Linked DNA regions of Homo sapiens: region 1 is linked to region 2. Evidence: chromatin contacts called from ENCODE Hi-C or POLR2A ChIA-PET data. All regions are on one chromosome and are shown on one strand. The core of a region is the stretch at or near the end of the contact, and the rest is flanking DNA. Distances in the headings are between cores, read along the strand shown.

Evidence for each region. A loop is a pair of places that touch in the nucleus more often than their neighbours do. ChIA-PET counts read pairs that join two places held with the same protein, here RNA polymerase II (POLR2A). Pooled maps may share reads with other maps.
Region 1: POLR2A ChIA-PET joins it to region 2 with 11 read pairs in WTC11. The contact joins two enhancer-like sites. A Hi-C loop is called at or near these places in 2 of 50 pooled maps. POLR2A ChIA-PET finds 5 or more read pairs at or near these places in 3 of 52 experiments (H1, WTC11 and activated CD4-positive, alpha-beta T cell).

What each region holds. Positions count from the first base shown.
Region 1 is chr7:42,216,577-42,222,412 of GRCh38, forward strand. All of the region lies in intron 2 of GLI3 (GLI family zinc finger 3), which reads right to left. Among named protein-coding and RNA genes, the nearest start is that of GLI3, 18 kb to the right of the region's middle. RefSeq lists an enhancer at 5,482-5,836. Within about 2 kb of position 3,040, at least 3 of the 41 ENCODE cell types and tissues checked have a DNase peak (open chromatin) inside an H3K27ac peak, as active enhancers do.
Region 2 is chr7:41,940,849-41,947,375 of GRCh38, forward strand. No RefSeq gene overlaps it. Among named protein-coding and RNA genes, the nearest start is that of INHBA, 240 kb to the left of the region's middle. Within about 2 kb of position 2,348, at least 7 of the 41 ENCODE cell types and tissues checked have a DNase peak (open chromatin) inside an H3K27ac peak, as active enhancers do.

The sequences.
Region 1 (5,836 bases), core at 1,790-4,289, 280 kb after region 2:
ATGACGGGGTATATGAGAACTCTCTGTGTCTTCTGCTCAATTTTTCTGTAAACCTAAAACCTCTCTAAAACATGAAGTCTATTACTTAAAATAATAATAATTTTAAAAATAAAAAAATCTAGTGTTATAAGCTAGTTCCCCAAAGGACACAAGACCTTATGAGGAGAGAAAGAGACTGGGGACATATTCACATTTGAGAATTTAAACATGCATTGGTGTTAGCAAAACATTTCTATGGACAAGAGGCCAAGAGCCCTTGCATTTAGCTAAAGCATAGGTTATGCGATGGGATAGTAGCATATCTACTTCTGAACATATCAGATTGGACTGTCAGACTGGGGCCAGATTTTAGAAGATATCTAAATGTTAAGTCAAAGACTTTGAGCTTTATTCTACAAGTAGCTGGGAGTCACTGGAGCTTTTAGAGCAGGGTTGTGGCATAAGCAGAACTGTAATAAGCCTAATTTGGCAGGAGCAAGTCCCATGCGTGACAAGAGTGGAGATGAAAGGCAAGGTGATTAGACAGAGGGTCATTTTAATCATCTAAGCATGAGGTGTGAGGGTTTTCACCACACAGTACAGTAGGTTGGCCTGAAGAGACACACGAGCGAGTAATTACAGAGGAAAATCTAACAGGACCTCAAAACCGGTAGGACATGGGAGCAGGAGAGAAGGAGGGGTCAAAGGTGATGGTGCGGTTTCAAGCCTGGCTGACCACAGGAAAGGTGATATACTTAGCCAAAATAAAGAACACAGTGGTAACCAGAGTTCAGGACATGTGAGTTTGGAGCTCAAGAGAGTCGGGGCTCTTATTAGAATCAGAATATTTGTCATCAGTTAGTTGGTTTAGAAACATAAAAACTCTCTATAAAAAATAAAATCTAATTCGAATACAGCACAAACCACCAGTTCAACCCAGGAAAAGAATCAAGAAAAAGGATGTATATATGCTGCTTCTAATGCAATAGCATATAATCAGTACAACACTAGCTTTCAAGGTTGAGGAAACTGAAATAAATTTTCCCAAGATTATCTTCCCTATTTTCCGATTTAAGAAGGCATTTACAAGGAAGTTTACAGAAACTTTGTTTTTTTTAATCCATCCCTCCTTAAGATGTGCAAACTTAGTCACATTTGGGATTTGTGAAACATCTTGAACTGTTTTTCAGACATCTGAGTCCAGCAAATTCACCATTACTTTTGGCAAACATATTTCCCTTAATTTGAAAACTGACGTGTATGTTCAAGAAAACAGAATCTTTTTGTTTTGGATTCATAACGTTTAACTCACCAACATGCTTTGTCCTAATAGCAGAGGCTAACGTTTGCAGAGTCCTTCCTATATGTTTATGATACGGCAGCCTGTGAAGTGTGAAGTAGGTCTTACTATTGTCTTCCGAAACTGATGAGGAAACTAGAACGCTGAAAAGTTAATCTGCTCACACTCACATGGCTAGTCCTTCGTGTTGCCAGAACTCAAACCAAGCTTTCAGATCCCAGAACCTGTGTGTGCTACAAATGAACATCCTATGATCTGAAATCCATTTTATCTGAACATCCTTTCCACGTATCTGTCATGTGCCAGGAAATGGGATGTGGCAAAGAAAAAGGGTTGGACCTCTATAGAAACAAGAAACCGAAAACTCACAACCTATGTTCTTTATGGCGTGAACTGCCTGCCCATTTCAGAGCAGAACTGGCACATATACTCTTACCATTAAAAAAAAGTCAAGGAGACAAGAGCTTATGGTGAAGAATAGCAGATAAATTTCAAACTTCCAACAAAACTCAAAGCCATCTGACTCCCAGCTAGAAGACCAACAGACATCACAATCAGTGGTTGGTGCAAAAGTAATTGCGGTTTTTGTCATTACTTTTAAAGGCAAAAACCGCAATTACTTTTGCACCAACCTAACAACACCCATGCAATGGACAATTTAAAAGCAAATTGCAAGGCCAAGAAGTGACCAAAAGTTAAAGCAAAAAAAAAAGCAACTCCTTAGGAATTTGCAGACCATAACACTTTCCCCTTACCAACCTTGAAGAAAATAATTTTTTAAGCAAAGAACCAAATTCTTGTTTTTGAAAGAATCAAAGTGAACAGGGAACTTCCTTTGCATCATTAATCTATCAACTTTGGTTTCACATTGCATCAGCGTTAGGATAATAATTTCTGCTTTCTATCACTTTAAAGTATGTTCCCAATAACTATCAGATCTGATAAAAGATCCCCAAGACCACAGCCTACATACGTTTATCATTAGTTTCTTTTTTAAAGCCGAGTTGCAGATTAATAAGAACTATCGAATTACTCCTTTAAAACGAAATCATGGGCCAAAAATGAGGCAAAACACTTCAAATTGAAAAGTCAGTATTTGCAAATTGTTGAAAAAAATTTTATAAGAGAATGAGAACATGTAGAACATTGGAAGATTTAGATGAAAAAAACTCTTATTATTTAGAAAACACAACATGTAGCTTATGAAGTAATGCATCTACATCAAAAAGAGATTATTAAGGCATTTTACTTACAGTCTTCACACATTAATGGACTTGGACATTTTAAAGTCAACAATTATACCTAAGATCTGCATGCATACTTTCTATGGGAAAGCCAATATGTGAAATGCCACAAATGATCACTTAAACCACAATTGCATTTAAATAATTCAGAAAACTAAATGTCATCTCCTTCGTCATTTACACTTCAAATATAACAATAAAATTTAAAATCAGACTATGGGCACATGAAACTACGGGTACACTGTACTTCCTGCATAAAGATTACCAAAGGCTTTATATGTTGATATAGGTTCCTAAATGTTACAAAAATCAAATTTGACTTGCCTTTTTTTTTTGTCATACAAGATCTACAACACAGTTTTTCACTTGCATTATTTTAAATTTCAGTGTTAAGTGGCAAATGCTTCTTTAAAAAGCTGTTCAAGTTTTCTGAACTGTACCTTTTGGTTGTGGGTCTGCGTATGTTTAAACAAAACTCTATACGCATGTTATTCCAGGAGCAGATACTCAGCTGAGAAAAGTACGAAAACAGATCTGCAAGGACATGCAGTGGAATGTGAGTGGTTTGGCTGGGAAGCTCACAATGAAGAACAAATTGCACCACAGAATGGCTGGAAAAGTTAATTAAAGCAACCTCACCAATAACTCAGCCAGTAACAAAACTTTTTGTTCATTTGTGTGATTTTAATCATGAAATGGTGGATAGGAGAGAAAATGCAGGTATCACATTCATTTGGTTTTTGAAACTGAACTCTTTTTTTTTTTTTTTTTTGAGACAGAGTCTCGTTCTGTCGCCCAGGCTGGAGTGCAGTGGCACGATCTTGGCTCACTGTAAGCTCCACCTCCCGAATTCACGCCATTCTCCTGCCTCAGCCTCCCGAGTGGCTGGGACTACAGGCACCCGCCACACGCCCAGCTAATTTTTTATATTTTTAGTAGAGACGGGGTTTCACCGCGTTAGCCAGGATGGTCTCGATCTCCTGACCTGGTGATCCGCCCGCCTCGGCCTGCCAAAGTGCTGGGATTACAGGTGTGAGCCACCGGGCCTGGCCGAAACTGAACTCATTTTTAATTGTTCAGTTATAAATGGATATAGTTCAGGGCTTTGTTAAAGAAAGCACAAGAACCTTTCTGGAAACAGTAGCAATCAAACTACCTGTTATAGCATCCATATGATTCTGTTTTCCTTTCTACGAATAGCGTCAGTGCAGGGGTCCAAGCATTTATGAAATATTCATAGAGAAAAAGAGAAAAGATAGGAAGAGGGACAGAGGGACAGATGGATGGACAGAAGGATGGAGGGCCATGGCGATGTCAACCACCAGCCAGCACACGAATAGTGTCCCAACTTGGAAATCCTGCACCCCACGAGCTCTAAACCCAGACAGGGCCAGGTCCAAAGCCCACACACCAGTCCCTGTGATCAAGACTGAGTGCAGAGGCAGCAGGTGACCAGGTTGCAGAAGAAAGGGCCTCTGCGCTTCCAGCAATCCACGCCCCTCAGCATAATCCTGGGACTGTAAAAAGGCTCTGAACTAGTTAGATGAAAACTGTAGAGGACTCTGTAAAAAAGACCATGGTAATTATTAGCATCACATACACAAAGAAAGGGTTTATTGTCCTTTCTTTTACTTGTTCCTCTCTTTAGATTTATTTGTTTTCCAAGAATCTGCCTGTCGGCTTGCAATCCATGTTTAAAAACACCACTTCCATTTTTCTTTTATTTGATTTTTGTCCCAAAATATAAAACAGTAAATCTCTTAGAAGAAACAGGAACACTGAAAAACTGGCCAGAGTTCGCCAGATTTCTAGGACAGCTATCACTCAGGCATGTGCCCTGCAAGTTTGACCAATCAATGTCGGTCCCCAAACAGGACAGGATTCATACACATTTAGGAGAAAATGTGGGCTCAAGGGCACAAGCTGATCAGGGCAGAAAGCCAGGGGAGTGTGGTTGAGGAAACAGGTGATTATTTAACACTGCAGCACAAACATTTGTAAATCATGACTGCTCCTTCTCTGGCTAGTTTTATCTCGTGGCTTTCTGGTTGTTGTGGGGCTGGTCAGATTAGTTCTGTTCCCAATCACCCTCAACAGAATCATGAGGGAAACCCGAGGTCCAAGACCAACTCAAGACAAATGCAGCTGCAGTGGAAGACCTCCTGAGAATGTGTCCAGGTGTGGTAGTGGCACAAACAACAGCATCTTCATAAGAATGAGACTCTGTGGCCATGCAGCTGAGATTGACAAACAGGACAGGCGCTTCTGCAGGCTCCATGCAGTGCAGCAACATCTTCTGCCATGCACTTGTTCTTGCCTGTTCTCACATTCACACATATGCATGCTCACACGCATGCACACTCATAGTTACCTCTACCACCCACACCCACACACCTACACACTCACGCATACATTTGCCTACACTCACACATATCCTCACACACTCACACTCACTCACACCCTCACACACAGGCATGTGCACTCACGCAAACTATAAAGATAACCAAAAGCTGATGTTCCTGAAGCCAAGTACATAGGAAGCATTTATTCCGACAGAATTACCATAAAAATTACCAAATAACCAACACTGCATATACTGATTCTATTTCTGAAATAATAAATTTGCCTAAATTTTACCAATTCCAGAAAAAAGAAACCAAGGTAACATATTTCTAAGGAGAAATGCCTTCTATAACCACATTGGATGAAAAATGCAAATATTCTGGCTCAATTAAAATAAGCTCCAGTCTTGACTTTAAATACCATCAATAAAGGAGGAAATATTTTCACATATATGTAAATTCATTATTTTAACTCAGACGTAAATATATCTCCCTCAGGATCAATTTAAAACTGAAGTCATTTGCCAGCAGGTTTAAGAGCCAGCTCCTTCCCTACCCAGTACAGTCAGCAAAGCACACTCATGAAACCGGGTGAAGAAGTGCAGGTGAGAAGCACAGGCTCTCAGCAGACATGGAGGGACCCAGAGAGAAGTGGCCAGGCTGCTTGGAAGTATATGCCCTTAGAGTCTAATGTTCTGGACTGCAGTTACCTTCCAAAGGAGATTCTGACTCTCTAGGTGGATGTAAAAACTTGTAAATCAATCAAGTAAAACCTGTCTTGGAATATAGAAAATATAAGAATAGCAGGTTGACTCATACAAATCAGTGTGCCCAGATAGGCAGTGTCCAGGAACGAGGAAAACGGGCCAGCTCATTCTTCCTAAAGGCCCATGGAAAAGCAGAGAAATTCAGGGAGGCCAAGAATGGCTATGAAATCTACAAAAAGGAAAGGCATTAGTGGCCCACAATGG
Region 2 (6,527 bases), core at 1,098-3,597:
ACACCTAGGAAGGACATTTGTAAGGTGACTAAGCCTGAGCTCCGCCTGTCTCTTTGGAAGCAGCCAAGGTACAGTAAATGCTCTTGAACACCAGGGGGCAGTGTGTGACTGCCGTTTCTCATTCCGCTCCCTACAGAGCCTCAAAGCAGTTTTTCCCAGTAAAGCTGATCTCTGCTACATGGGTCCTAACTCTGAGCCTCTGTCACCTCTGTCAACAAGACTTTCCTTGAGTGACAAAAACTGAACTTAAGTAATGTAAGTGCCCACAACAGCTGAAGTCTGAGCAATTCTTAGCGGCAGGAAGATGTTTCTCTTGCTGCCTGAACTACTCCTAGAATGGTAGAGCATCAAAGAACCATAGCTCCTTAAGCATCTCTGGGCAAGAGGTGCCTGACCCCTATCCCTGATGGCACTGAGTCCTGTCTGGGACACTCTATTACATTTCTTTTCTGTCTTTCTCCTTCCTTTCACCTACAAGTAAATCTTTTCTGTTTTAAGAAATCAGTCAAGGCATCAGCAATGAACTCTGGGTATGAGACGCCCACTCATAGGAGCTCAAAATCCCCAAGCTCCTGGGTATTTTCACATGGATGGGATGCTCTCCTCACCCTCAGTGTGCCCCAGCCGCGGCTCCCCACCCTCGGCCCCTCCCCTTGTGGGTTCCCTTCTCAATGCCCTGCACCTGGGAGCCTCCCTCTCACCCAGACTTTGCCATGACCTTGTTCTGCTCACTCTCTTCTCCTTTCCCTGCCTCTGGCTATTCCCTGTCACCCACTGACTCCGTGGAAGAGGACTCCCTCCCAGCTGAGTGTGTGACCCCAGGGCCCACTCTGCTTTCCGCTGGAGGCAGCCAGTGAGTGGTAGACGCATGGGATCTGCCTTCACACAGTCCAGGCTCTGTCACTGACCAGGCAGATAGCCTTGGACACCTGCCTGAACCTCTCTTCCCTTCCGCCCTTCAGATCCCTCATTTCCTCATTTTGGAGCCTCCTCTGGGGCACACGCTAAGACCTCTGGGCACATGGTCATCGCTATGACCAGCCCTGGCCCTCTCCTTTTGGGGGGCAATCAGTTACATGCTTCTTTTGGCACAGAGTTCATCTATATCCATGTTTGAAGTGATTGCCCGGACATGAATATAAGGGTCACTGCCTAACTCGCTGCAATAGTTAAAGGGAGTAACGAGAAGGGGGCCCTGCTGAGTGGTCTGGAGTGGGGTAAAATGAAAGGCAAACACACCGCCCTTGATGATTTAGACTCCTCTACAAGAGAGACTAATCTACTACATAGACTAGGACACATTCCACAGATGAGGAAACAGAGGCTCATAGAAAGTTCAACAACTGGCCGGGCGTGGTGGCTCACGCCGGTAATCCTAGCACTTTGGGAGCCTGAAGCAGGCGAATCACTTGAGGTCAGAAGTTTGAGACCAGCCTGGCCAACATGGTGAAACCCCATCTCTACTAAAACTACAAAAAAGTAGCTGGGCTTGGTGGGGGGCGCCTGTAATCCCAGCTACTCTGGAGGCTGAGGCAGGAGAATTGCTTGAGCCGGGGAGACGGAGGTTGCAGCGAGCGGAGATCGTGCCATTGCACACCAGCCTGGGGGACATAAGTGAGACTCTGTCAAAAAAAAAAAATTCAAAAGTTCAACAACTTGTGCAGAGCCACTTGCTACCCGAGGACCCGTGACTCAAGCACATCGGTGTGGTTTAAAGTCCACCCTGTGGCTCCTCTCACGCTCCTCCTACCTCCGGGTCAAGGGGCGCTGATGTAAGGCATTCCGCTTGTGCCTTTCAAAATAAACAACTGCTTTCAAAAGACAAACGGAATTATACATAGACTAGGACAGTTGAAAAAATGCTAGATTCTGTCCCCGCAGGGAAGTGGCCGACCCGATGTGTGGAGGGGCTGGGAGCTGCCATGCCCCGCACAACCCGGCGCACCCTGCGGGCTTCACGCGTGGGCTTCACGCGTGGGACTCGCAGGCTCAGTCTGCAGGGGCGCTGCTGTCACCGCACCCGCCTCCCCAGCTCAGGCAGCCCAGGACTCCCTCTGGCTTATATGTAGTAAAAAACAAAGGCAGTGTCTGGTTCAGATCCAAGAAAGCCACAGCAGTGGCCACAGAGATGTTTCTCCAAGTCTCATATTGATGAATCCCAAGCATATTTGAACTGTTTAATACCCCCATCTCCAAAGATGCTCTTTTTTAGCTAGTGTCCAATCCCTATATTACAGTTCCTAAACAAGAAACATTCCCCGTGCTGAATCCGCGTGGTTCTTTCCTCTTCAGCGCAGAGAACGGAGGTGGAGATGGGCTCCGGTGCTCCCGCTGAACAGGGACGGTGCGCAGTCATTCCCCGCCTGCACCACGCGGTGGCAGCAGCAGCATGGGCTGAAGGGGCTGTTGGACGCGTTTGCAGCTCCGCCCGCTGAGAAGCCACTATTAAATGCCCTGCAAACTGGGCATTAATCCCCAGGCCCTCCACAAGTGTGGTGAGGGGAGTGTGGAGGGAGGGAAGGAGGGCAGTGGACAGTCAAGTCTTGGAGATTGTGCCTGATGGCTGAGTGTTCTGGAATAGGCCTGTCCTTTCTCTCATTGACAGGGGGAGCTAGAGCTGGCAGGAGAGGGCCAGGAATTTTTCTCTTGCTGACACTTTGCAACAGGTCTGGCCTTTGGACCCAGAACCCCATAAGACCAGGCCTGTTCTTTTGCCTATGAGACTTCCTCGTTCACAGAAGCTATGACTTCTAGACCAGGCATCGTTGACTTCTGGCCTCCTCCCTCTTCTTCTAAAATTTTCTCCAAAAAGCACACCCACTGGCCCCCCTGGTGTGTCCCCTCCAGCTCTGGTCCTCCAGGGCAAAGCCCAGACTCCTTCATGGGGTGTTTGGGGCCTATGCACCTTCACCCCGAGTTTTCACTCCTGCCAGTGCCTTATGTACATCCTGTCAACCTCCTTCCTGACCCTCATCTACAGAGGTCCACTCTCCCACCTCATACTGTCTCTTGTACCTTCCTCTCCACCTCTTCCTCTTCTGAAAGGGCCCCTCCTTAGTCAGTGTTTAACTCATGTTCTTGGAACCCTTCCCTGATGTCTGAACTGTTAATTATAACCTGTGCCACTTCCCTGGTGCCTGCAAACACTGCAAGACTTAACTCATCTCCTGCTCACAATGATTCAGTCATCTGGACAGATGAGGACACTGAGGCACAGATACATAAACTTGCCTGAGGTCCCAGAGCTAAGGAAGAGGCAATCTTAAATTGTCATCTCTGAGTAAACTCACATATTCTCTGCCTTGGAACTCAGAGACTGGGATTTTGCCACTATGTTTCTCTGTGACTGATTATGACCCAAACAATGTCATAACATCTTTTTTTTTGAAACATAGTCTCACTCCGTCACTCAGGCTGGAGTTCAGTGGCACAATCTCAGCTCACTGCAACCTCTGCCTCCCGGGTCCAAGCGATTCTCCTGCCTCAGCCTCCTGAGTAGTTGAGATTACAGGTGCACCACCACGCCCGGCTAATTTTTATATTTTTAGTAGAGACGCAGTTTCACCATGTTGGCTAGGCTGGTCTCGTACTCCTAACCTCATGTGATCTTCCTATCTCAGCCTCTCAAAGTGCTCAGATTTACAGGTGTGCACAACCACTCTCAGCCAATGTTTGTATTTTTAGTACAGATGGGGTTTTACCATGTTGGCCAGGCTGGTTTCAAACTCCTGAGCTCAGGTGATCCACCCTCCTCGGCATCCCAAAGTGCTGGGATTAGAGGCTTGAGCCACTGTGCCTAACCCCAAACAGGGTCACACATCTTGATTCGCAAAACAAGGAATGTGGAGAAGTGGTGAGGGTTGGGATCCCTGTTCTTGCACTTGCTAGCTGAGTGATTTCAGAAAGGTAACACACACACTTTCTCTTTCTCTCTCTCTCCATTTTTAAAGTGGTGGTAATACTAGTAAGACTATTATGAGAATAGAGATTAGAGATATAATATAAATGTGTTCAGTTTACAGTTGAGTCTGTGAGTGCAGTATCCAGAAGTATTCCATAAAATGGAATACTCCTATAGCCAGGAACTCAGCATCAGTCACTGTAAATGCAAATACATGCAGCCGTACCCGGATGGCTCTGCGGTTTCTTTTCTTTTTCTTTTCTTTTTTTTTTTTTTTCTGAGATGGAGTCTCACTCTGTCACTCAGGCTGGAGTGCAGTGGCAAGATCTCAGCTCACTGCAAACTCTGCCTCCTGGGTTCACGCCATTCTCCTGCCTCAGCCTCCTGAGTAGCTGGGACTACAGGCGCCTGCCACCACGCCCTGCTAATTTTTTGTATTTTTAGTAGAGACGGCATTTCACTGTGTTGGCCAGGAGGGTCTCCATCTCCTGACCTCATGATCCACACGCCTCGGCCTCCCAAAGGCTCTGTGAGGTTTCTAAATAAACACTGTAACTCAGAAATATGTGTTTGGAGGTATTAAACTGCAGAGAATTGAAGGATGAAAACTTACCAAGAAATATTAGCTAGGGCCCTTTCTTTGACAATGTATCCCACATGAGGTTAAATCCCATAGCTGTGACCCACAAGGGGGCCCAAGAAGCCCCAACTCTCATTTCCAGAGAACACTCTCCTTCTGCAGACCCCATTTTCCTTCCGAGCTTGCAGCCTGATTTCAGGGTGTGTACTGGTTCACAGTGACCCCCAATCTGACACCCGCCACCCCACCTTATGCACAGGACTTACCTGCAACCCTCAATTGCACGATTCAACCCCACACTTCTGGCTGGGATGCTGGTCACATCTAACCCTGACAGAGTCATTCCTAGACCCCAGGACTTTGGAGGTGGGAGTGAGGAAGAACCAGTCTCTGTAGGTGACTGTAAATCTGAACGAAGAACCTGGGCACTGTGGGCCACCATTTCCCACCAGCCAGGCAGAATAAGTGTGCTGGGTGGGATGCGTGAAGAGAGGATGGAGAAATCAGAATGTAAAGATGTGAAGAGGTTGCTCCCAGGGCTCCCAGTAACAATGTAAGCTCTCAGTTCTGCTCTCCCCAAAGGAGATCTCCCTACAGCACCATCACTCACCTGGCTACCTTGAATTGGCCTCTGTTCCTTGCCACCAAAAAATGTCCTAACTATGACGTCAAGCTCTCTGCAGCCAGAGACCCCCAACATGCTGTGATGAGAAAGTGCTGGACACTGGTGATCTTGTCCGCAGCCTCACACTGTGTCCTGCCATCCCAAGTAGGTCTTTGAGAGAAGGGAGAATCCTTCCCTGCCATTGTTCTGCATGAAGAAAAACAGAAGTAAATGGCACTGGTGATGCTTCTGCCATCAATAGAAGTCCCTTGCACATCCCTCCAGTTGATTCATGGGAGCCCCACTCTCTGGGTGGATTGGGTCACCTCCAGCCACCCAATTCCCACTTAGAGCTATAATGGGGCTTGCGAGGGGAGTGCAAGCCCAAGCCTTTCCCCTGTAAACCACAGGTTCTGGGCCTCCTGCATCACCTGGGAAACCGTGAAACCCTTTCCTCTAAAGCCTCACCTGGCGAATGGCCCTTCAGCATGAGCTCAGGACCCACATCCTAGGAAGATCTTCCAGGAACCCCCACAGGCTTCAGTTGGGAAGGTCTCCTCCTCCAAGCCCATGCCTTCTGCTCTCACAATACTTCCCATCCTCCCCTCCAATGTTGCATTTTTCTCTTTTTCTTTCTGGACTGTGAGGTCCTTAAGAGAAGAGTTATCCTTCATCCTTTTTATCCACTGGTGATAAGTATTCAGTAAATATCTGTCAAACTGACTTTTCAAAATAACAACCAACCATCACACCCTTTCTTAGCATTTCTGTCCTTCCAAATGGAACTTCAGGATACACACAGGCTTTCTAGCTCATGTTCTTCTCACTGTCTCATCCACCCACTCCTAAGAAGTGTAGAGACCCTTTTGGTTTTACAAGATTTGGAGTAGATCTCTTCTAGAGAATCTAGAATACAGGAAAGGCAGAGGCAGTAGGTAATCATACCTCCCTGGTTTGATTACCCGCACAAGATTCCCATGGGCAGCTCCGAATCTTCTGGAAATCAGTCCCAGGTTGAGCAAACAAGCAAAGTTTTCACAATCGTGTTTTTGGGTTCTAGTTTTTGACTTACAGATTTGATAATTCTGGAAGTCCTGAGGCCTCTGCACCAGACCAGCTGACCCTGTGGTTTCAACATGTGGACCCCATGTGGACCACTTTGAGGCAGCTGTTAGACATAGTAATGTCAACATGTAGGAACTCTGTGTGATACCAAGTAAAGAAAGCACTAGGGTGGCATGGGAGACATGGAAGGGTTGGGGTGAGGGTCAGGGTGAGGGGCTGGTGACTGTGAAAGAGGACAGTGAGCCATGGGATGCAGAGTGGAATCTGGGGAAGGCATGGAGGGGCAAGGATATCTACGGACCCATTAGCGGGTCATGTTTCCATTCGACTGTGGTTTTAGGCCATCTCAAAATGTCTCCATTATAAAAAAGACCCTG